3 separate regions of the Homo sapiens genome follow, and all the other regions are linked to region 2. Evidence: chromatin loops called from intact Hi-C (ENCODE). Cell type or tissue: PC-9. All regions are shown on one strand. Region 1 overlaps DCDC2 (doublecortin domain containing 2). Region 2 has its middle 130 kb from the start of RIPOR2. Region 3 overlaps ALDH5A1 (aldehyde dehydrogenase 5 family member A1).

Region 1 (8,000 bases), 790 kb after region 2:
GCGATCGGCCTGCCTTGGCCTCGCAAAGTGTTAGGATTACATGTGTGAGCCACCGCACCTGGCCTGAGTTGTAGATTTGAACAACCATGTAATGGTCCTAGTTGAACAGCAGACGTAGCATCACTGTGGTACTTCATCACCCAGCACAGCTTGAACAGAGCAGGTCTCACTGGTGCTGCCAAGTGAGAGAATGGATGAGGGGCTCCTAGAGGAAGATGGTGCGGTGAGAATTACAGAGGGCCCAGGCTTGAGGCAACCTAACTTCACAGGTGCGGGGTCAAAGAGGAGTGAGAAGAATATTTCAGGAGGTGAAAACAATATCAGAGCAACTATAAAGCTAAATAAAACTCATGAATTTAGGGATTGGAAATTGTATTTTGCTTTTTTTGTTTTTCTTTAGGACTTTGTAGCAGAATCCCTTCTGTGTACTGTATAGATATTAGCTTATTAATTCTCACAGTGCAGCTAGAGGAATGATTACAGAGACCGATTGTAATTGAATAAATTGATCAATAAATTGATCCCAAGTCACAGGGAAAGTCGATGTCAGGACCAAAGTCATGACCCAACTCTTTGTATTCACAGTGACTGAACTTTGGAATGATATGTTTAGTATTCTGAAATTTGAAAAACTAAAATTTTAATTAAAAATGTGTAGAGCATTTCCTGCTTTAAAATGCATGTGTAGGTACACACATGCAATTTTTATTTCTTGCTCATTTGTAAGTTTTTTAGACTGTGCTGTGAATACTGTGATACATCAATGTCATCACATCAATTCATCTGATGATTGAATTTTCCAGGTGTATGGCACAGTAGTAAGCCCCAGGGATACAGCAATGAGCGCAAAGATCTGATGCTCTCTCTGATACTCGTGGTCTACTTGAGTAGACAAAAGTGAAACAAGCGATTCCATTAATCAATGGATACTTATGAAGTATAAAAATGAAAGAAAAGTGCACAGTAATATGAAAGACAATAAAAGAAAAACACATTTAGATAGGTGTGTCAGGGGAGGCCTCATGGAGGAAGTGACGTTAAGCAAAGACTCAGTTATAAGGTATATTTGCATCCCATAGAAAGCAAAGTTGTCAAACGTAGTTCCATGCTATGACTTAGAAAAATAAAATGATAGCAGAGTTTGTCCCTCTTTCCACAGTGTTCCCGTAGCACCCTGTATTCATCCACTCCATCCGTCATCCATTCCAAACATACTCACTGAGCTCCTACTAAGTGCCAGGAACTGTAGGCACTGAGCGTATAGTGGTAGATAGATGAGGACTTAGATTTATGGTGCTTTCATTCTAGTGTGTGTGTGTGCATGTATGTGTGTGTGGGGGGGAGGGTATGGATGGGATGAATGGGAGTAGACAGACGATCAACTAGTAAACAAATGTACAAATAGTTTCAAATGGTGATAAATGCTATGGGGAAAATAAAATGTAGCAGGGCATTGATTTATATAAAATTGTCTGAAACTGAGACCTTAATGATATCTAACACAGCCAATTGTGCCAGGGATGAGGCCGGGGAAGAAGAGCATCCAAGGCAGAGGAAACAAAGTCACACAGGCCCTTGCTAAAGAGCCTGGCATGTGAGGAGGGCAGAAAGAAGGCCGTGAATGAAATCGGAGAGGCAGGCAGGGCTCAATCATATAGGCATGCAAAGAGTTTGGATTTTATTTCTTGATGGGGTGCCATTTGAGGGTTATAGGGAGGGAGTGATATAATTTGCTTCAAAAAAAATTTTTTTTTTTTTTTTTTTGAGACAGAGTCTCACTCTGTTGCCCAGGCTGGAGTGCAGTGGCATGATCTCGGCTCACTGCAACCTCTGCCCCACGGGTTCAAGCAATTCCCTGCCTCAGCCTCCCGAGTAGCTGGGATTACAGGCGCCCGCCACCATGCCTGGCTAATTTTTGTATTTTTTTTTTTAGTAGAGACGGGGTTTCACCATCTTGGCAAGGCTGGTCTTGAACTCCTGACCTCATGATCCACCTGCCTCGGCCTCTCAAAGTGTTGGGATGAGAGGCGTGAGCCACCACGCCTGGCCTGCTTTACATTTTTAAGTGCTCATTCTGGCTGTGGTATCTCTAGAGAAATGGTTTGGGGCAAGAATAGAAGCAGGAGGCAGTGGGACACGTACAGGTATGTGATATAGGTGAGTCCGCTAGGTGGCCGCAGTGGGGGCGGACATCTATTATAACTCTTCTTTGAGTATATTGTCATTGACTGATTCGCTGATCCAACAACTATTTATTGAGTTCATATGATGTCCTGGGACTGTTCTGGTGCTTCAGGGCCCAGAGATTCTGAAGTACTAAATGCACGGAGGTTACATTCCAGAAACAAATGCACAATACGTGTGATATACACCAGGGATAAACATGAATAAAAATACATGAAGACATGGGAAGAGGAAGTGAGAGAGGGTGCTATTTCAGCTGGGTGGTTGGAAAGGCCTCTTTCAGGAGGTCACGTTTGAGTAGAGGAGAATAACCCCTGGCACAGTGCCCAGTGCCTGGTAGGTTCTCACAAACTCGGCTTAGGCAGTGTGTGAATGTTTGGCATTGAGCCACACAGAACTTCCTATGCCAGTAAATCCAAAGTCACAAGCTCGATTTTTAACAGGATTAATTTACTCCTTTCCTTTAATGAATTGGTTCCCAGGAGAATGCATGCATTTTATAGATCATTAGCTGCCTGGCACTGCGAGGAGGGGTGTGAGTGAAGGGGACTGTGTGGGGAGAGCTTAGCTTCTGGCTGTAGGAACCACTGCAAAATCCATGGGGAAAGCACCCTAAATTCATGATGCAAATCAAAGGGGACACAGAACTAGAGTTTTAGAAATTTATTTTTCCCTACATGGCTTTCTAGGAATTGCTCTTTTGCATATAGAAGGGAGTGTGGATGAGGGACTGGTAGAGCTTGAGAGAGAAAGAGAGAAAGCAGCTGCCATAGTGTACACAGGGACCCCTGCTGGTGCGTAACTGAGTTGGTCAGGGAGCCTGGGGAATGCCTTGTGCAAAGCAAGACAGACCAGAAGTCATTCCTTTTATAGCCTCAGTGCTGCGGGAGTCACAGAAATTAGCATGTTGAGAAAAATTTTAAGTTGTGATTCTAGCCTTAAAAACAAAAGGAAGATGTAAATAAATTATCTTAAATTCGCTGAGCTTGAAGAATAAACCCATCTGCAGAAGGCTGTTTTCTAGTGACAAGGTGACACCATGTAGAATCATAGCACCCTCTATCGGAAAAGACGAAAAAATTAGGAAAGTATTTGAAAGTGAAAGCCAACGACTAAATGATCTTTTGTTGTCCTTATTACCATTTGGCTTATACATCTTATGGTCAGTAGTTTACAGGATCAAATATTATGATTTCTACGGTTTTGACAAAAAAATTTCGTTATTATTCAAGTATCACAATGTCACTGTGAAGCAAGTTATACACATATTAAGATGAATTCCTTATACTCCAAAACTCCATTTTGCCATGGGGGAAACTGAGGCTGGTATAGGTAAAAGGGCTTCTTACTCTTGTCATCACCAGATATGCAGATGAGAGAAATGTCAGGTGCAGTCCCCGTCTAGTCCCTACCCCCCACCCCCAGCTTATAATGTCTCTGGGTGCACCCATGAAATACATCGTGAAGGCTGCTCACTGAGGCAAACCTCTCACGAAATTATTTTAAATTTGATGTTTTTTGGTCTATATGTTTTTGGCACATTTTCATGGGGACTGGAAATGAGTTTTTATGCTAATGAAAAAAACCTGAGTTGGTTGGATCTAGTTGGAAAGAGCCTAGGGAACTGTTTAAGAAGTATCCCAATCTTGGCCAGGTGTGGTGGCTCACGCCTGTAATCCCAGCACTTTGGGATGCCAAGTGGGGAGGATCATTTGAGGTCAGGAGTTTGAGAGCAGCCTGGCCAACATGGTGAAACCCCTTCTCTACTAAAAATACAAAAATTAGCCAGGTGTGGTGGCGGGTGCCTGTAATCCCAGCTAATCAGGAGGCTGAGGCAAGAGAATCACTTGAACCTGGGAGGCGGAGGTTGCAGTGAGCCAAGATAGCACCACTGCACTCTAGCCTGGGCAGTAGGGTGAGAGTCTCAAAAAAAAACAAAACAAAAAATATCCCAATCTTGGTAGAGTGAGGGATGATTGGAGGCTGTTTTAGGCTTTTTGTTTGTTTGAGCCAGAGATTTGGTATTCCTTTTGGATATACTGATATGCATGTGAGACAAAGGGCAGGACAGTGGTTGGAGTATCTCAAGGGGTCTAGTTTTTGCATAGGACACCCTGTCAAATTAGGCTGCTTCTTGATTTCTTCCACTTTGAGAAAAAGCCATAATTTGTTACTTCTGGGATGGCTGTTTTAGGGAACCATACTATGTAATAGGAGTTTTTAGTGCTTTGGACATTAGAAAGTTTCAGTGTAGTAGAAAAATCAGACCCTTAGAAAGTTAATTTATTTATCTATAAAATGGTGATAATAATACTTATCTATAAATTTGTTAAGTATTTGTGTTAATGTATATGTAGCATGTAAGGGACACCCAGTGATATCGTTTTATTTCTGGGATAGCTGTATGAGATAGCAAAACTCCCCTATCTCTTATGCTCTGCCAATAGCAATGACTATCTATGTATTTGAGTTACAAGTCACATGTGGAAGCCTTACAGAAAGAAAAAGCTCCCTCTCTCCCTTTGTCCTTTCCCCTCTCTAACTATGTATAATTTATGTAATTGTGTAAAACAAATATATGAATTATATGTGTATATAATTTATATATATAGTGTATTATGTATTTTCACATGAACACTTTAGATGAATCAACTTTTTTCTCTTCTCCCCCTTCACCCTCCTTTTTTTTTTTTTTTTTTTTTTCTTAAAAGCATTTAGCTGGGTGCAGTGACACATGCTTGTAATCCCAGCTATTGAGGAGGCTGAGGTAGGAGGATTGCTTGAGTCCAGGAATTTGAGGCCAGCCTGGGGAACATAGCAAGAGCCTATCTTTAAAAAAAAAAAAAGCATTTCAATTATTTTAAATTTTCTAATTACAAAACAATTCTTTCCTGTCTTAGTTTAGTTTACTTTTTACTCACAAAGTTCCTGGAAAGTAGTTATTACTCAATAATTGAATGCATGAGTGTCAACTGCAAAATCTATGCATTATGTAGTGATTTGAATCAATTAGTCTTTCTTGATACTCCAAAATTACCCTTTTTCGAGTGTCTTTATCAGAAATTTGATAAATCGGAACTTTCCTGTCTATTCATAAACAAGAGTGGTGACTTAGAAAGACACGCACTCCAGAGTGGGGCTTCTGCGTCTCCCTTGTCGTGCCCCTTTGTGAGTAATGCTTTCCCCAGAGAACTGCAGAAAATGATCCTGCTGAGCTACAGGGTTTCCCATTCATTGGGTTCCATTCCAGTCCTTGCAAGTTCAACAGCATCTCAGAACATTCTAGTAAGCTTGCTAACGGCGTGTGAAAGGTTGATCTTCTCATCTAAAGCTTTTAAATTTTTAAAATCGACCATGTGCAGTGGCTCACACATGTAAATCCCAGCACTTTGGGAGGCTGAGGTGGGTGGATCACCTGAGGTCAGGAGTTCAAGATCAGCCTGGTCAACATGGTGAAACCCTGTCTCTACTAAAAATTCAAAAAAATTTACCTGGGTGTGGTGGTGTGCACCTATAATCCCAGCTACTTGGGAGGCTGAGGTAGGAGAATCTCTTGAACCTAGGTGGCGGAGGTTGCAGTGAGCCGAGATTGCACCACTTTACTCCAGCCTGGATGACAGAGTGAGATTCCATCTAAAAAAAAATAAATAAAATTTTAAAATCTTGGGATGAAAGACTCCATTGAGAATAAAAGGGACTATGAGACTTGGCTGATGCTTTTGGAACTTCTGCTATAATCGTATATTTCTTCTGCCAGACAGTTTATGGCAGAGCTTAAGTTTCTCAAGAAAGAATCCTCAAAGAAAAGAAAAAAAAAAAAAACCCCTGGTTGCAGTGACCATAATAATTAAATGGAAACTGTATGTTTAAATTGCAGTTGGAATAGGAAATTAAATTACACAAAAAGTGTTATAGATTTGGACAAGTTTTCATACTGTTAATAAACCTATGCATAATTCATTTACTTGTAGGCTATGACAAAATAGCATAAATAACTTCATTTGTAAGGCTGTGAATTTTTCCATTCCTAATTGGATGATGGCTAAATCCATTTAAATGCTTCTGGATGACTGAATATATAAATGCTTAAAATGAACAGTTATAATAGTTTTCTAGGCAGATTTGTTTATTTAATATTACTACATTTACTTTCAGACACAAGCATAGTACAGATGTTGCATAAAGATTACACTCAATACGGTGTGAGTTTGATATGATTTTTAAGAAAAATATTAACTCTCTGCTCTTGAAGACAGCATTCTAATACTTATTAAACAAACACCATACATCACGCACTGTACTAGTCACTCCATAAGCCTTATCATTGCATCCTCATGCTAGACCTAAAGGCAAGTACATTAACTCCACTCAAATGATGAGGAAACTGAGGCTTAGAGAAATTAAGAGTTAGTTAAGGCATGGTCCCTGTGTTCAGTGGCAGAGCAGTAGCTCTCAGCCATGTATCTGGGGTTTCTAAAACTTGCATTCTTTCCACTACCTGCAGCCTCTCACCACATACTCTCAGGTAAGTTTAGCACCTGAGCATCTGAGAGCCAAGGCTGCCTTAGTAAGGGAGTTTCTTGTTCTTTTTCTCTTTTTTCTTTTTGTTAGAGATGGGGTCTCACTTTGTTGCCCAGGCTGGAGTACAGTGGTGTGATCACAGCACACTGCAATCTCAAACTCATGGGTTCAAGTGATCCTCCTGTGTCAGCCTCTTGAGTAGCTGGGGCTACAGGCATGTACCAGCACGCCAGGCTGATTTTTTTAATTGTTAATTTTAGAGATGGAGGGTCCTGCTATGTTGCTTAGTCTGGCCTCAAACTCCTGACCTCCAGTGATCCTCCCACCTTTGCCCCCTAGGTAGCTGGGACTATGCTTAGGCTGGCCTCAAACTCCTGACCTCAAATGATCCTCCCACCTCTGCCTCCTAGGTAGCTGGGACTACAGGCTGGAGCTACCATGCCTGGCAAGAGGGAGTTTCTTGCTGTAGCAGTGGCTCAGTATCAGCACAGCTGTTCCTTGCAGTAGCCCCCAATGTAGTGGCTGCTATGTGGCTCCCCAGGAGCTGTACTGGGCCAGTGATAAAAGCCACCGAAACTCAACCTCCCTTTTGTGTGGAGGAGCCCACTTTTGGCAGCCACAGGGTCTTCATTGTGAGAGACACATGGGGACCAGAGATAACCATGGAAGGTGTGATCACCCAGGCTGCCTTGTGGGAGTAGGGGCAAGCAGCTGCGCAGCTCCCTCAGGAACAAGTGGGGACATGTGGTCGTGAGCCTCTTGAGTCTGTGTGTGGCTCTGGATTTGCGATTCTTAGAGACCATGGTGGTCACCAACAGACTCGTTAATATTGGAGAATTTCTACAAGCAGAGTGTATGGCTGCTTGTAGGATGACATCTATACACCCATAGCGACAACTTGTTACGAAGGTATTTGTAGATTAATTGATCACTGTAGGGGAAGTCACCATTTCTCATCCAATAGACACTGGCTGGTTCTGCAGAAAGGTGCAGGAGTGAGAGGATTGTTAAGGCAGTGGATTTACAGTGGTTTTGGAGGCAGCTGCTCTGCCCCTGACTGGCTACAGGATCTTACACAAGATTTATCCTCTAAACCCCACTTGCTGATCTCTACAGTGACGTGGTAATAGTAGTGTCTATCTCACTAGCATGAGGCTAGTGAGCTAGTAACTAGGGCTAGCATGAGGATTGAGTGAATACAATTTTATAGAATACCTGGTACATATTAAGAACCCAATGATTGTTAGCTATTATTTTTATCCTCCTTCCTCTCCTAGACCCTTTTGCCTCCAGGA
Region 2 (8,000 bases):
AAACCCTAGAAGAAAACCTAGGCAATACCATTCAGGACATAGGAATGGGCAAAGACTTCATGACTAAAACACCAAAAGCAATGGCAACAAAAGCCAAATTTGACAAATGGGATCTAATTAAACTAAAGAGCATCTGCACAGCAAAAGAAACTACCATCAGAGTGAACAGGCAACCTACAGAATGGGAGAAAATTTTTGCAATCTACCTATCTGACAAAGGGCTAATATCCAGAATCTACAAAGAACTTAAACAAATTTACAAGAAAAAAACAACCCCATCAAAAAGTGGATAAAGGATATGAACAGACACTTCTCAAAAGAAGACATTAATGCGGCCCACAGACATATGTAAAAAAGCTCATTATCACTGGTCATTAGACAAATGCAAATCAAAACCACAATGAGATTCTATCTCATGCCAGTTAGAATGGCAATCCTTAAAACATCAGGAAACAACAGGTGCTGGAGAGGATGTAGAGAAATAGGAACACTTTTACACTGGTAGTGGGAGTGTAAATTAGTTCAACCTTTGTGGTTGAGGATCTAGAACTAGAAATACCATTTGACCCAGCAATCCTATTACTGGGTATATAACCAAAGGATTATAAATCATTCTGCTATAAAGACACATGCACACGTATGTTTATTGTAGCACTGTTCACAATAGCAAAGGCTTGGAACCAACCCAAATCCCCATCAATGATAGACTGGATAAAGAAAATGTAGCACATATACACCATGGAATACTATGCAGCCACAAAAAATGATGAGTTCATGTCCTTTGCAGTGACATGGATGAAGCTGGAAACCACCATTTCCAGCAAACTAACACAAGAACAGAAAACCAAACACCACATGTTCTCACTCATAAGTGGGAATGGAACAATGAGAACATATGGACACAGGGAGGGGAACATCGCACACTGGGGCCTGTTGTGGGATGGGTGGATAGGGGAGGGATAGTTGATGGGTGCAGCAAACCACCATGGCATGACCTGCACATTCTGCACATGTACCGCATAACTTAAAGTATAATAAAAAATAAATAAAATAAAAAGAAATGAAATAGTGGCATTCACAGCAACCTGGATGAAACTGGAGACCATTATTCTAAGTGAAGTTACTCAAGAATGGAAAACCAAACATCGTATGCTCTTGCTTATAAGCAGGAGCTAAGCTGTGAGAATGCAAAGGCGTAAGAATGATAAAGTGGACCTTGGAGACTCGGGGAAAGGGTGGGAGGAGGGTGAGGGACAAAACACTACACATTGGGTACAGTGCACACTGCTCAAGTGAATGGGTGCACCAAAATCTCAGAAACCGCTAAAGAACTTATTCATGTAATCAAACACCACCTGTTCCCCAAAAACCTATTGAAATTAAAAAAAAAAATTGTGCTGAAAAAAAAAAGTGCAAGGTGAAGCAGTAAGTGCTGATGTAGAAACTGTAGCAAGTTATCCTGAAGATCTAGTTAGGATCATTGATGAAAGTGGCTATACTGAACAATAGATTTTCAATATAGATGAAACAGCCTTCTACTGGAAGAAGATGCCAGCTAGGACTTTCATAGCTAGAGAGGAGAAGTCAATGCCTGGCTTCAAAGTACAATGTGAATCTTTTGCTCAGGGCTAATGCGGCTGGTGACTTTAAGTTGGAACTAAAGCTCATTTACCATTCTAAGAACCTAGAGCCCTTAAGAATTATGTCACATTATTCTGCCTGTCCTCTATCAATGGAACAACAAAGCCTGTTTTCAGGTAATACACTTGTTTTCAGTATACGTTACTAAATATTTTAAGCCCACTGTTGAGACCTGCTACTCAGAAAAAAATTATTTCTTTCTAAATATTATTGTTCATTGACAATGTGCCAAGTCACTCTGGTGCTGTGATGGAGATATACAAGGAGATTAAGGTTTCATGCCTGCAAACACAACATCCATTCTGCAGCCCATGGATCAAGAAGTAATTTTAACTTTTAAGCCTGATTATTTAACAAATACATTTCATAAGGCCACAACTGCCATTGATAGTAATTCCTCTCATGGACCTGGGCAAAGTAAATTTAAAACCTTCTGAAAGGATTCACCTTTCTAGATGCTACCAAGAACATCTCTGATTCATGGGGAGGATGTAAGAATATCAACATTAACAGGAGTATGGAAGAAGTTGATTCCAACTCTCTTGGATGACTTTGAGGGGTTCAAGACTTCAGTGTATGAAGTAACTGCAGGTGTGGTTGAAATAGCAAAAGAACTAGAATTAGTAGTAAATCCTGAAGATGTGACTGACTTGCTGCAATCTCAAAACTAACAGATGAGGAGTTGTTTCTTATGGATGAACAAGGAAAATGGTTTCTTGAGATGGAATATACTCCTGGTGAAGAGGCTGTAAACACTGTCCAAATGACAACAAATGATTTAGAATATAACATAAACTTAGTTAATAAAACAGTGGCAGGATTCGAGAGGATTGACTCCAATTTTGAAAGAAATTCTACTGTGATTAAAAGGCTATCAAAGAGTATCACATGCTACAGAGAAATCCTCTGTGAAAAGAAGAGTCAATTGATGTGGCAAACTTCATTGCTGTCTTATTTTAAGAAATTGCACCAGCCACCCTAGCCTTCAGCAACTACCACCATCAAGGCAAGGCCCTCAACGAGCAAGATTACAACTCGCTGAAGGCTCAGATGATCATTAGCATGTTTTTTAGCAATGAACCATTTTTTAAATTAACATATATAATTGGTTTTTAGACATAATGCTCTTGCACATATAATGGACTATAGTATAGTATAAACATAACTTTTATATGCACTGGGAAACCAAAAAATTTGTGTGACTCATTTTATTATTTGTTTTCTCGCGGGGGTCGGGAATCAAACCCACAATAACTCTGAGGTATGCCTGTAAATAATATATAATGTATATATGCATGTGTGGGTGTAAGTGTGCATGCATGTGCATGTGTGTGTGTGTGTGTAACTCCAAGGACAAAGATGTGAAGCACTTACACCAATCTATTAACAGGGAGAAGAAAGACAGGAAGGTAATGGAATCTTCTACCTCTTACTCTATATGCTTCTGTACCATTTAAATGTATTACTATAAAGCATTTTTATATTTGTTGTGGAATTAGAAAAACAAAAACATTAGTATATATAACATTGTAAACCCTTAACTCTACCGCTGTAACTCAGTTATAATATTTTTAGTATTCTTTTCTAGCTTTATTAAATATTTCTATTTTTAGTTAGATATTTTATATCTTCTTAGACATCATGTTTTCATATTACTACATGTTAAAATAATTATAATATTCCATATTCTGAATGAGCCATAGCTTCAACTTTTCTTCAATTGTTGACTATTAAACAATCTTATGAAGATACCATCCATATTACATTTTTCATGTTTTAAATTCTTTTCTTGCAAGAAAATTCTTGAAATTGGATTATGGAATCAAAGGATATGAACAATTGTTCTGATGCATCTCAGTCTTCCAGTGAATGTGCAGGCCCATGTAACATGGACAGTCTTCTGTGTTCTACCTAAACATATATTTCCCACGGTGCTCCACAATGTTAATTCTGCAGAAACTACCACTCTGCTGTTTGCAAATGTTACTCGTGCACTCTTTCTTTTCCAAAAATGCCTTCAACACCTTTAAGGGGATAATGTTTTCTGAGAAACAACGAAAACCTTATTCAGTGCCTCCATATATTCTAAAGCATTAACCAAACGTAAGAAAAAAGATATCAGAACTTTGCCTTCTTGTCATGGCCATGTTATTATTTTAACAGCTAAAAATCAAGGTTAGTTGAACCAAAAAAATAGTTAAACTAGAATTGTAAGAATAAGTATTTTCCCTGTGGACTCAATTTTAATTTGAATGGAGAAAATGCTACCTTGAACAGTTGCAAGTAGGTACATTAGGAAACTGCAATGAGCCTATGTTGTCGACAGGTGGCGGAAGAGGACCACATCAAAACCCTGCGGCCGGCACACTAGTTCCTTTTTGCCCCTTTGAAAGCTGTAGCTGTGGACTCCATGAGGACTTCAAAGTAATTAAAGCGGCTGCCTTTCACCTTTTCAAGAGTTTGTTTCATCTGATGTATCTAGGAAGAGAGGGGCTTCCTTTGGGGTCCCAGTGGTCCCTTGGAAGCTCTCCCTTGAGTCTTCACACAGATACCCCCTCCACCCTGTAGCGTCCTGTTCACCCCACTGCCTTGCAGGCTGATGTGCGGCACGCTTCACCGAAGCTTTTGGGTATTTAAGGACACTACAGAGCAGAAGGTTAAAAATTAAAGTTTTATGCTAAGTATGACTTCCTCTTATTTTGGTGAAAAACTAACCTTCCTTCCTTCCTTCCTTCCTCCCTCCCTCCCTCCCTCCCTTCCTTCCTTCCTTCCTCCCTCCCTCCCTCCCTCCCTTCCTACCTTCCTCCCTCCCTTCCCTTCCTTCCCTTCCTTCCTGAATGAGATGGAAGATCTCACTATGTCTCCCAGGCTGGCATCAAACTCCTGGGCTCTATCAGTGTTCCCACCTCACCCTCCCTAGTAGCTGGGACTACAAGCATGCCCCACCACACCCATCTCTAAGGCTCCCTTCACAGGAGGGTGCTTTGGGATGCACACAACTCCTAATCATTATTTCCTGCTCTCAAATCCAGGCCTCTTTATAGGGAGAGGGAAAAAAATGTATCTCTCCTTCCTATCTCACCCAGGCATTCTTCACCCAAGATTTAGGAGACCTCTTCCACTCAAAGGAACTCATCCTAGGACCTCATAGGAACTCATCCTAGGACCATGCCTGTTCCTAGGCAGTGCATTTCCAAATGAAATATTCACACTAATAATTCCTCAATGGCTTCATAGATGCAATCAGCCACCACCTGTATCACTGCAAGACCCCGGGGTCCATGGCTGAGAGGGAGGGAGCCCTGCTGGCTTTGGACTTCAAGGCCTCCTGGCATCCAGGGCAGGCAGGTACACTCTTAGTATGGCTGTCTTAGAGATCTTCCCATGGCTAAACATGCAGGTGAAGGTGGACTCAAACCCACAGACCTTTGAGCAATAAATGTTTATTTTCCCAGAAAGTTGTCTCCATTTTTAGGAAGGAAGGGATATTTTCCTAACTTGCCAAGCAGAGGAGTTCAAACGTCACTTTATTAGGCAAAGCAATGTTATTTCTTGTGTTTTGAAGTCACTTCTCCCCAACCACCCCCCGAGCCGTTTTTTTTTTTTTTTTTTTTCAAATTATGCATCTTTAGGCCAACCAGGAATAGGAAAGGGGCCTATGTCTAAGACATTCATTTCTTAATGAACATTCCCTTCAGTACACAAAAGCTAGACTCCCTTAACTTTGAAATGCCATGTTGTAGGGGGTAGGTTCTTAGGGTCCTCCTCAGCCTCAGCCTGTGGGCAGGTGGGAGTTGGGTAGTTTTGTTCTTTCACTTACATAACTAAAAAACCAAGATGGGAGGACTGGACGCTCTGTGTAACCACAGATATCACGCCATTGAAGGGTGCAGTCCGAATGAGAGAGTCTCATGTGTTAATAATTATCTGCTACTCACAAAATGGTAGCCCTGCCCAGTAATCCAGCTAAGGAGCTAAAAAGAGAATTTTTCATTTTTGAGGCATGGACCTACCCCATCTGGACCTGTGGAGAGCCTGTTTCCATTAAAACAGCATTTACCAACCTGGTCATTTCAGTAGCTGTGATTGGCTCAGGTGAATGAAACTTAGCAGTAAAAATTTTCATTTATCTCTTTTGCATGGAAAAACCTTTAAGACTGGGGTAAATGTGCTTCCACAAAATAGGTCAAGTAAATTCTTATAAGGCCAAGCAATGAAGCAATGTTTCCAGGGGCCTCAGGCCAATAGTTCTGTAGGAAAAAAAAATGAAAATATCAGTGGCCTCGCAAGCCAGGAACAAACATTTTGTTGCCCTCTGGGTAGATAGATGTTATTAAGCATTAAGTTCAACTAGACATTTGGGACTCAATGATTAGGGCATTTGTGACCATTGCAACAGTGAGTCCCAGCTGCCCGAACCCCACCAGCTAAAGTATCCACAGCTCTGGTGCATCTCTGTAGAACTTACAGTGAATTCTGGAAATGGTACATGCCTAATAATAATTATGTTATCATTGTACACTTTTTTTTTTTTTACAAAGTGTTTATGAAGACAGACATGCTTCAATAACATTACCTAGGAAATGTAGCATTTGCGTTCCCGCCCAGAAGAGAACTATTTTGAGCTTGGTTGGGTCCCATCTGGAATTGACTTTTCCCATTAAAAGGACAAAATACTAAACTTTACTCTTATTTCTCGCTAGTGACTTGGGGCAGAAAAGAGGTAACTGGAGAAAAAGTGTCCTGATTAAGGAGAAAGAGCAGTACTACAAAATTGGGCAAATAAAGGGAGAAATCCTTCCCGGGATAATAATTCATCCTGGGCTTATATTTTGTAAAGCTTATTACAGAAAGCGAAAACTCCTTAGGGATATAATTGCAAAAACACTCTGAACTTATAGTGCTACACCAAAATGAAGAATTTGCTTTGATGCATGATTAGTTTTAGCATTTATCCAAATTTAGTCCCCTGTAGAATAAGAATAACTTTGGACACAGAGGAGATATGAACTGGATAGCCAGAGATAAATAGAAACACAAATCAGAACAGAGCAGAGGTCATTCTTATCGCCATACTCAGCTAAGGGTTTTCATCAATTTATATTGGAAATGAATGAACAATTCATACTAAAAACTCATGGTATCATTTACAGTTTACCATGTATAACGTTCAAAGTAACTGTAAGGAAACCTACAACTGATTCTCATTCTAGAGTGTGGATTTGATTTCAACTCCTGTGCTTGTGTTTATAGGCTCAGGATTTGAAGAACCCTTGGGTGGTGGTGGATGAGATGACTCCTTTAGGGGGCTCTGACTCGCCACTGAGACAAGATCCTGGGTCTCTATCCTGGCTAACACGGTGAAACCCTGTCCCAGCTACTCAGGAGGCTGAGGAAGGAGAATGCCGTGGACCCGGGAGGCAGAGGTTGCAGTGAGCCGAGATAGCGCCACTGCACTCCAGCCTGGGAGACAGAGCGAGACTCCATCTCAAAAAAAAAAAAAAAAAAATCCTGGGTCTCAGACAGAGTAGATCAGGTGAGGTGAGCAGCAGCTCCTGTTCCTTCTGGAGCGTCACACACCCCATTTCCACAGCACTCCTTTCCTCTGAGCCAGTTATAGCTCCCATTAAGTTTCTTCTTTCTTTGCATCTGTCAAGACCTCCACCATCCTCAATGCTTACCTCCGTGGCATCCCCAGCCTGCACCTCTCCTTCTCCAAACCCCCATCACACCATACAACTGAGCCTCCAGTTGATGGCTGGCCATTTAAGGTGAGTTAGTGTTGACTCCTCTGCAAGCGCTGGAAGTCAGGGACTACATCTTATATTCTGCGGTCATACTGCCTAACACAGTGACATTTTCAGTTAATCCTTAGCAATAACAGCTAGCATTTATCAAGTTTTATGATGTATCAGGTGCTTTGTTAAGCATACAACATACATTGTTTCTTTCAAGATACAAAGATTTTGTTATCTCTGTGTTGTCAATGAAAAAACTAAGGCTCAAAGAGCTAGTTAACTAGACAGCCCAGTGTCACGTTATTCATATGAATCCACTCGTGTCTTCCTCTACGTGAGGCAGGTTTCTCCTATGCCCTCTGCATGGGTGTAGGGGAAGGTGGTTCTGGTGATTTCATCTGGCCCCAGGACCTTTGCAAGTTCGTAGCATACTCCCAGTGTGCCCACAAAACCTGTGCTTTGCAATGCTAAAGGCATTTCTGGAGACATGAGAGTGGCTAGGTGGGAGGGGAAGGGCTCAGGAGGCCTGGAAATAAGTTCCCAAAACACAAGCATTGGTTTAGGAGGAATTCGGAATTGGTTTAGGAGGAATTCTCCCTCTCCATCCTGTATCTGCTGCTT
Region 3 (8,000 bases), 550 kb after region 2:
AAAAAAAAGAGTTCAGCAGAAAGTAAGAAAAAGTAAATTAAAGAATTTGAGGCCAGGCATGGTGGTTCACTCCCATAATCCCAGCACTTTGGAAGGCCAACGCAGGACTACCTGAGGTCAGGAGTTCGAGACCAGCCTGGCCAACATGGTGAAACCCCATCTCTACTAAAAATACAAAAAATTAGCCTGGTATGGTGGTGGGTGCCTGTAGTCCTAGCTACTCTGGAGGCTGAGGCAGGAGAATTGCTTTAACCAAGGAGGCAGAGGTTGCAGTGAGCCAAGATCGCACCATTGCACTGCAGCCTGGGCAACACAGTGAAACTCCATCTCAAAAAGAAAAAAAAAATAGAATTTGATAAATTTTATGGTCCAAATAAGTTATGATTTTTTTAAAAACCCATAAATTGCACTCTGCTCTTCAATGGACTCAACACAACTGTCTGCCTCCTGGCCAGACCTCAAAGCAGCCCAGGAATCTCTTTCAGGGTTTCCTATGTTCTCTTCTATTCTTCCTCCCATCTCCCCGCTGGCTGGAGGATCTTACTTGATAACTGGTGCCAGAGGCCCGAAAGTCTCTTCATGAGTGCACAGCATGTCCTGGGTGACATTGCACAGCAGGGTAGGCTCAAAGAAATTTTTTCCAAGTTGGTGTCGTTTTCCACCTGTCACAACGGTGGCACCTTTAGAAACGGCATCATTCACCTGTTTCTCCACCTGTGTAATGAGGAAGAAAAAAAGCTTTCCACATGATACAATCTTTTAGAATGTTTAAACTGCAGAAAACTATAACTAGTTCCATTTTTTTTTCTTTTTCAAAAAAAGTAGGTTAACAATAAAGCATGCTGGTTTCCTTTTGTAGAAGGAACCACATTTGCAGAGATTCAGAAGCAAGAGTGCCACCTTCCTCCTTGGTCTTTGATATCTTCTAGCTGTTTGATCTTCCTATTTGTTGAATGGTCTAATATATATTCGCTTCTTTCTAGGCCTGCGGCTCAGCCGTTTGCTTGGATTTGCTTTCATTGCATTCTGCGGTTATTTCTAGCTTCTTGGATCCCATGTTGTCCTATTTCCTGAACTGAGTTTTTGTTGCTTTCTGACACACATAATCTCAAGTAGTTGTTATTTATTTATTTGTTTTTGAGATGGAATCTCGCTCTGTCACCCAGGCTGGAGTGCAGTGGCATGACCTTGGCTCACTGCAACCTCTGCCTCCCAGGTTCAAGCGATTCTCCTGCCTCAGCCTCCCGAGTAGCTAGGATTATAGGCACCCACCACCGCGCCCGGCTAATTTTTGTATTTTTAGAAGAGACAGGGTTTCATCATCTTGGCCAGGCTGGTCTCGAACTCCTGACCTCGTGATTCACCCGCCTTGGCCTCCCAAAGTGCTGGGATTACAGGAGTGAGCCACGAGGCCTGGCCAAGTAGTTGTTTTAAAAAAGATGCACTGGATGTGGTCTAGTTTCTGAATTTTCATACACCAAGTTTCTGGTGTTTTGTACTCCACCTGATTGATAATTTGCTTGAGTACAGAATTCTGATACAAAATAACTTTCAGAACTTTGAGTGCACTTCTCCACTTCCGGTGTTGCTGAGGAAGTTTGAGCCAAAAATGGTTCTCACCCTTTTTCTTCTTGATAGCTTTTTCCTCTCTGAAATCTCCTAGGATCTTCTATGCTCTGATATTCTAAAATTTTAGCAATACTATATATATATATATATATATATATATATATATACACACACACATATATATATATTAGATATATATATAGAATATATAGTAGATATATATAGAATATATATATAGTAGATATATATATAGAATATATATATAGAAGATATATATATATAGAATATATATATATAGAGAAGATATATATATATTCCCTTTTCATTCATCCTACTTGGTAAGCAGTGAAATCTTTCAATCTGCAGAATAATTATTTTCCCCTAACTCTGAGAAGTTTCCATCTATTATTTACTTGGTAATGTCACTTCCTCCATTTTCCCAATTATTTCACTCCAGAACTCCTACTACTGGACGGGTATTAACAGGAGTTCAGATTAGTTCTGATTTTTTTTTGCATTTCTATTATATTTTTTGCCTCTCTATAGTTTGCTTTAAACTCCATAAGATCTCCGAAATTTTATCATCTACTTCAGGTACCGAATCTTGTGACAGTCATATGTCTAATTTCTACAGACTCTTTGTTTTCATTGCTTCATTTCCTAGAACATACTTCTTTTTTTATTATTATTATACTTTAAGCCTAGAACATACTTCTTATTAACAGTTTACAGATGTACTATCTTCCCAAAACTCTTGCAGGACACTATGAGATTTTTAGAAAATTTCCTTCCAGTTCCCTAATTTATCTGCTTCCTTCAGGGACTATTCTGTTTGTTCTTCCTGACCTTTCCTCTTATGTGCTGGTGGTTTTCCCATCATGATCCTTGGTTGTTCATCTTTCTGAATGAAGGACTGAGTTGTCGAAACTAACCTGGTCAGCTCCTTCTCAGCTCCAGCAGTGTGTTTGGGGGACACACACACACACAAGGACTGGGTTGATCAATTTGGGGATGTGTGGCATGAGTGGTCTTTGCTGTTTTAAGCTTGGGTTTATTCTAACTTGCAGGCTTCACATAAGGGCAGCTCCCTTCCCCAAAAGGCAAAGTCGAGAGAGCCCTACCCTGAGGTACCTAGCCTCGCTCTTGAAGCTGTAGTCTGCCTAGATACCTACTATATTTCTTCAGAAAAGCTGTCCTGCCCAGAACAAATGCCTCTGCTGTCTCATGTGTCTTGGTGGTGGTCGTGGTGAGAAGGGATGGTGGGAATGACCCAGAAAATTGTGCAGAAGTAGAATCAACCAGCTTCATCTCCTCCCCTCCTCCTATTCCTACTTTCTGTAGCCACCAATTCTAGAAAGGCTCTGTCGTTTAAAATGGCACCAATTTCCTCTGCAGGGTTCCCCTGGGTAGACCCATCTATTTTGACTTCTGTTTTGACTTCTGTTTTGTTGCTCAGGCTGGGCTGGGGTGCACTGGTGCGATCTCTGCTCACTGCAACCTCCGCCTCGTGGGTTCAAGAGATTCTCTTGCCCCCGCCTCCTGAGTAGCTGGGACTACAGGTGCTTGCCACCACACCTGGCTAATTTTTCTTTTCTTTTTTTTTTTTTTTAGAGATAGGGTTTCACTGTGTTGGTCAGGCTGGTCTCAAACTCCTGACCTCAAGTGACCCACCCGCCTCAGCTTCCCAAATGCTGGGATTATAGGCGTGAGCCACTGTGCCCGGCCCTCAGCTGAATTTTCTATAGGGTTTCAGGAAGGTAAATATAGGTGTGAGTGCATTCTGTCTTTGAGACTGACTCTTTTGAAATCCATGCCCCTCCTGCAATGCTCTCATAGTGCATCACCTGCAACTAATCCCCATCGGCTAGGATGGCTTACTTTCTATGAATTTTATATTATAAAAATAATTCTACTTAACAAAAATACCCCCTTCCTCCCCAAATATAATCTGCTCTGCCCTTTTCTTGTCATATTAATGTGAGATGCAGTGTTTTTTTCCTAGAACCCACTCTATGACAGTATGTACACTAAAGCCAACACAATGAAGTGTTTTTAAACAAGGTGGTTTCCACCAAATTTCTCTCCAGCAAAAAAGAAATCTCGCTGTCTGCTTGTTTGAAGTCCTGGCGTACAGCACCATCTGGAGGACAATGTCTGCGTCTTCCCTTTGGGGAAAAAAATCTTCAAGACAGAGTGGTTTCCCAGACTGGCTGCAAACTAGCATCATACTGGGGCACTTAGAAAATGCCAATGCCTAGGCTGACTACACATAAATTAACACCTAGTCTTCTTGGATGGGTCCCAGGCAACTGTAGTCGATAAAGGCACGGTGTGAGTTAAGGACCACCACTCTAGGACTTGAACCACAGCTGGCCTAGACCCAAATTGCCTTCACTAGACAAGTGAATACCCCTGCCTTGTCCCCAAGGTCCAAAGTCACCTCTAAAATGCAGGTGGTTCCAATGTAAATTTTAATGTATTTTCTTTATCTAGAGTAATCCCAAGACAGTAACTAGAAATTTATCAGAGCTCTGTCAAACCTCGAGGCTTCCCTGGGTTTCCCAAGGCAATGGATGTGGGTTCAGCTGAGTTGACTGCCCACGGGGTGGAGGCAGCCATGGAGTCAGGGCTTGGTTCTCAGGCTCTGAGGAGGTTGAGGAACAGCGGTGGGGCTGTGCTTCCCATGATGAGTACTGACTTGGCTGTCACTTGCTTCTGGTTCTTCAGTTGCATCCAGGGGCTGGCTGTGCCTCCACTGTGTGTCTCCCTCTGACCACCTCTCCTCCCTTCTTTCCCACACACAATCTTCAGCTTCTACTGTCTTCCTGATTTAAAATATTCCGTTAAAACCATTTCTGGGTAGGCATGGTGGCTCACGCCTGTAATCCCAGCACTTTGGGAGGCCGAGGCAGGTGGATCACCTGAGGTCAGGAGTTCGAGAGCAGTCTGGCCAACATGTGAAACCCCAGCACTACTAAAAATACAAAAAGTAGCCAGGCGTGGTGGTGGGTGCCTGTAACCCCAGCTACTCGGGAGGCTGAGGCAGGAGAATCAATTGAACTCAGTGGGGCGGAGGTTGCAGTGAGTCAAGACTCACCACTATACTCTAGCCTGGGCAACAGAGCGAGACGCCGTCTCAAAAAAAAAAAAAAAAAACACAAAAAACTGGATGTTTGATATTACAAGAAACTTTCTTGTGACTCCAAAATGGATTTTTTTAAAACAGTAGAATAAGGAGAGAAGTCTCATATAGCTAGTAGTATGGATTATAACATTTTTTTAAACAAACAAATCTTTCCTAAAAGCAGTTTCCCCTCAATATCTCTAAATCCTGAACGCGGCATCTGTGATTCTGCACCCCCGGCTGGGATACTTTCATGAAGGACTGTTTTAGACAGGGATTTTGTCATCAAGAGAAGAAAGAACAGGACAACATCAGCATTACAGCCGAAACGCAAACCATCTCAAAACCAAGCCAGTCTTCCATTCCATAGGTGTTCCAAAAGATGAATGAACTTTGTCTCAAGATCCTAATTGCTGAGGCAGTGAGGGATAGAATTATCATCACTATAACAAAATTTAGGGAGGACAGTAAAGAGCTACAGTGACAGACCGCATGGGGACTTGGTGCAATGGCAGGGCTATAGCAGCTCATGACCAGACAACAACCCGATTCATATAACTGGTAGGCAGAATTCACTTTTCTCAGGTTTCTCCATTGTTTACAAAATAGGCTTGCTGGGCACTTTACCAAAATGACTTTTTTGTTTTCATTTTTTTTTTTTGCCTTTTAACATCATTTTTTTTAGCTATTATTAATTTTTTACTTATTTTAACCTTTGTGGTTTTTGTATGAAAACATCATTGAAAATTCCATTCGATTCCATGTATAGATGTAGATCTCTCATACTCTATACTCTAATCAGGATAGTTAGCACATCTATCGCCTCAAACATTGATCATTTCTTTATACTGGGAACGTTCAAAATCTACTCTTCTAATAATAGCTATTTGAAAATATACAATACATTGTTGCTAATTACAGTCATTCTACAGTGCTGTAGAACACCAGAGCTTATTCCTTCTGTCTAGCTGTAATATTCTGTCAACCCACCCCTCTCTATCCCCACCCCTCCAGCCAAAGTGTTTTTTGCTGATTAAGCTTTTCATATTGAAACCATGAAATTTACTTTCACAAATAATACAATATACTTACCTTTTCTACCGCTTTTTCATTAATTAATGGGCCCTGAGTAGTTCCTTCCTCAAATCCATTACCTACGCGCAGGTTCTTCTTCATGGCCTCGGCGAATGCTTTTACAAAGGCATCATGGATGCCCCTTTGCACCAAGAATTGGTTTGAGCAAACACAAGTCTGGACAGGAGACAAAAACAAACCCACACAGTCTGTCAGAAGCTGCAGACCTGACCAGTGAACGTGTGGCTGCTACCGCCTCTCTGTGAAAACACTTCCCTCGGTGGTTGTCATGTGCTCAAACTGCCATTTTCCTCCTCACGTGGGCTTGGCCCCAAAGATAAAAGCACTGAGTCAGTGCATGTTCCCCTCCAGTTCCCTCCACAGCTGCTATGCTACACAGCTGCTATGCATCAGTGATTAGTTGGCAATAAGCACCTGTACACACACACACACACACACACACACGAAAGAAAAGAAAAAAAAGCCACCCAATCCATGTTTTTTTCAAATGGCTTTTATTTTGTTTCCCTGGGGGGTGGGGAAAGAGTGCAATTCTCCTAGGAGACTGTGATGCTGCAGCAACAGCAGAGGCTAAGAGGAATGTGGTCCAACACCAACTTATAGTCTTTTGTTTTGCTGACACAGGGTCTCGCTCTGTCGCCCAGGCTGGAGTGCAGTAGTGATGAGTTCACTGCAGCCTTGACCTCCAGGGCTCAAGTGATTCTTCCACCTCAGCCTCCCAAGTAGGTGGGACTATAGGCACTTGCCACCATGCCCAGCTAATTTTTAATTTTTTTTGGCTGGGCGCAGTGGCTCATGCCTGTAACCCCAGCACTTTGGGAGGCTGAGGTGGGTGGATCACCTAAGGTCAGGAGTTCGAGACTAGCCTGGCCAACATAGTGAAACCCATCTCTACTAAAAATAGAAAAATTAGCTGTAGTCCCAGCTACTCAGGAGGCTGAGGCAGGAGAATCTCTTGAATCCGGGAGGTGGAGGTTGCAGTGAGCTGACATCATGCCACTACACTTCAGCCTGGGCAACAGAGTGAGACTCTGTCACACAAAAAAAAAAAAAAAAAAAAAAAAATTGTAGAGACAGAGTCTCACTCTGTTGCCCAGGCTGGTCTCCAACTCCTGGGCTCAAGTGATCCTCCTGCTTTGGCCTCCCAAAATGCTGGGATTACAGTTCTGAGCCACCATACCTGTCCCCAAGTTGTAGCCTTACAGTGTAATTGATGGTAACATATATTGACATTTTGTATTTATGAAGGAAAATATACTTATTTCAGACAAAACCAAGCTTATTTAGGTTATGTGGAAGGGAAAAACTTAATTACCAAAGGCCAAGGCAAGGATGAAAATTATTTGATAGAGAATATCACACATTTCAGTTTTTTCACAATATAACCTTTCAGGGATATTTACTCTGTTTCTAGAATGCATTTAAAATTACATATTGATGGTACTTTTAAGATGAATGCTTAAGAATATTTAAGAAGGCAGGACCCTGGCAGCAGCTTGGATAGAACTGGAAGACAGGAGCCTTGGCTCAGAGTCCCAGCTCCTCAGCAGATTTGACACTGTGGCCCAAAGACGTCTGATCTCTAAGTCACTTTTTCTTTCTAGAGTTTCATTTCCTCATCTCTAAAATGCAACGTTTGTAGAGCTGATAACTGTGAAGGTCCCTGACAGATCAAATATTCCAGGATTTCCTAGGAAGACATGAGCTCAGGCCTCTGGTCTCCCAGGACAGCCTGGATGCTCCTCTAAAACACTGCTGGCGTGGGCCTGTGCCCTGTAGAGGGCACCTCTGAGGCTCCCTCCATCTCGGGACAGCGAGGCCCCACTGGGTCATAGCAGGCAACAGGGTTTTGAGTTATTCCAGCCACCACCCTCCTCAACATTTTCTTACTTTCTTTCCCTTGGCCTCAGAGACCCCAATTGTTCAAGGCTGTTCTGTGTCTGAGGAGATTATATCCGTTCAGTAGAAAAAAGATCAATGAAAGAAAACTATAAAAATAACCAGATTAAAAGGATAGGGGAAAGAAGAAAACAGAGAACAATTTGACTAAAGGACATCTGCTGTTCAGAAAATTATTTGAAGCCAGGGACTGTACCTTATTTTGGGGGGGCCCCTCTGAGCCTAGTATAACCCTGGTAATAAAAAGTAAGGCATATACTAAATATTTGCTGAAAGAGTCAATGAATAAAGAATGAATAATGGAAGGAACCCA

Evidence for each region. Hi-C counts contacts between places; a loop is a spot of excess contacts. Peaks named below come from ENCODE experiments on the same cell type or tissue, not always from the same donor. Only the 100,000 strongest peaks of a DNase experiment are listed, where the experiment ranks them.
Region 1: a loop joins it to region 2, with 12 times the contacts of the local background. A loop is called at or near these places in 4 of 110 quality-filtered maps.
Region 3: a loop joins it to region 2, with 25 times the contacts of the local background. A loop is called at or near these places in 4 of 110 quality-filtered maps.

Annotation. Positions count from the first base shown.
Region 1 is chr6:24,278,375-24,286,374 of GRCh38, reverse strand. The region is part of intron 6 of DCDC2 (doublecortin domain containing 2); the gene reads left to right. Among named protein-coding and RNA genes, the nearest start is that of KAAG1, 75 kb to the left of the region's middle. In PC-9, CTCF peaks have their summits at 2,911 and 3,110; a DNase peak (open chromatin) is centred at 2,974; H3K4me3 peaks cover 325 bases.
Region 2 is chr6:25,066,928-25,074,927 of GRCh38, reverse strand. No RefSeq gene overlaps it. Among named protein-coding and RNA genes, the nearest start is that of RIPOR2, 130 kb to the right of the region's middle. In PC-9, CTCF peaks have their summits at 3,750 and 3,961; a DNase peak (open chromatin) is centred at 3,987.
Region 3 is chr6:24,520,711-24,528,710 of GRCh38, reverse strand. ALDH5A1 (aldehyde dehydrogenase 5 family member A1) reads right to left here. Exons shown (of 10, transcript NM_001080.3): 7 at 5,786-5,944; 8 at 545-714. Among named protein-coding and RNA genes, the nearest start is that of ALDH5A1, 30 kb to the right of the region's middle. RefSeq lists silencers at 6,208-6,257, 7,627-7,676. In PC-9, CTCF peaks have their summits at 3,525, 3,728 (motif pointing left), 7,362 and 7,564 (motif pointing right); no DNase peak of the experiment used is centred here.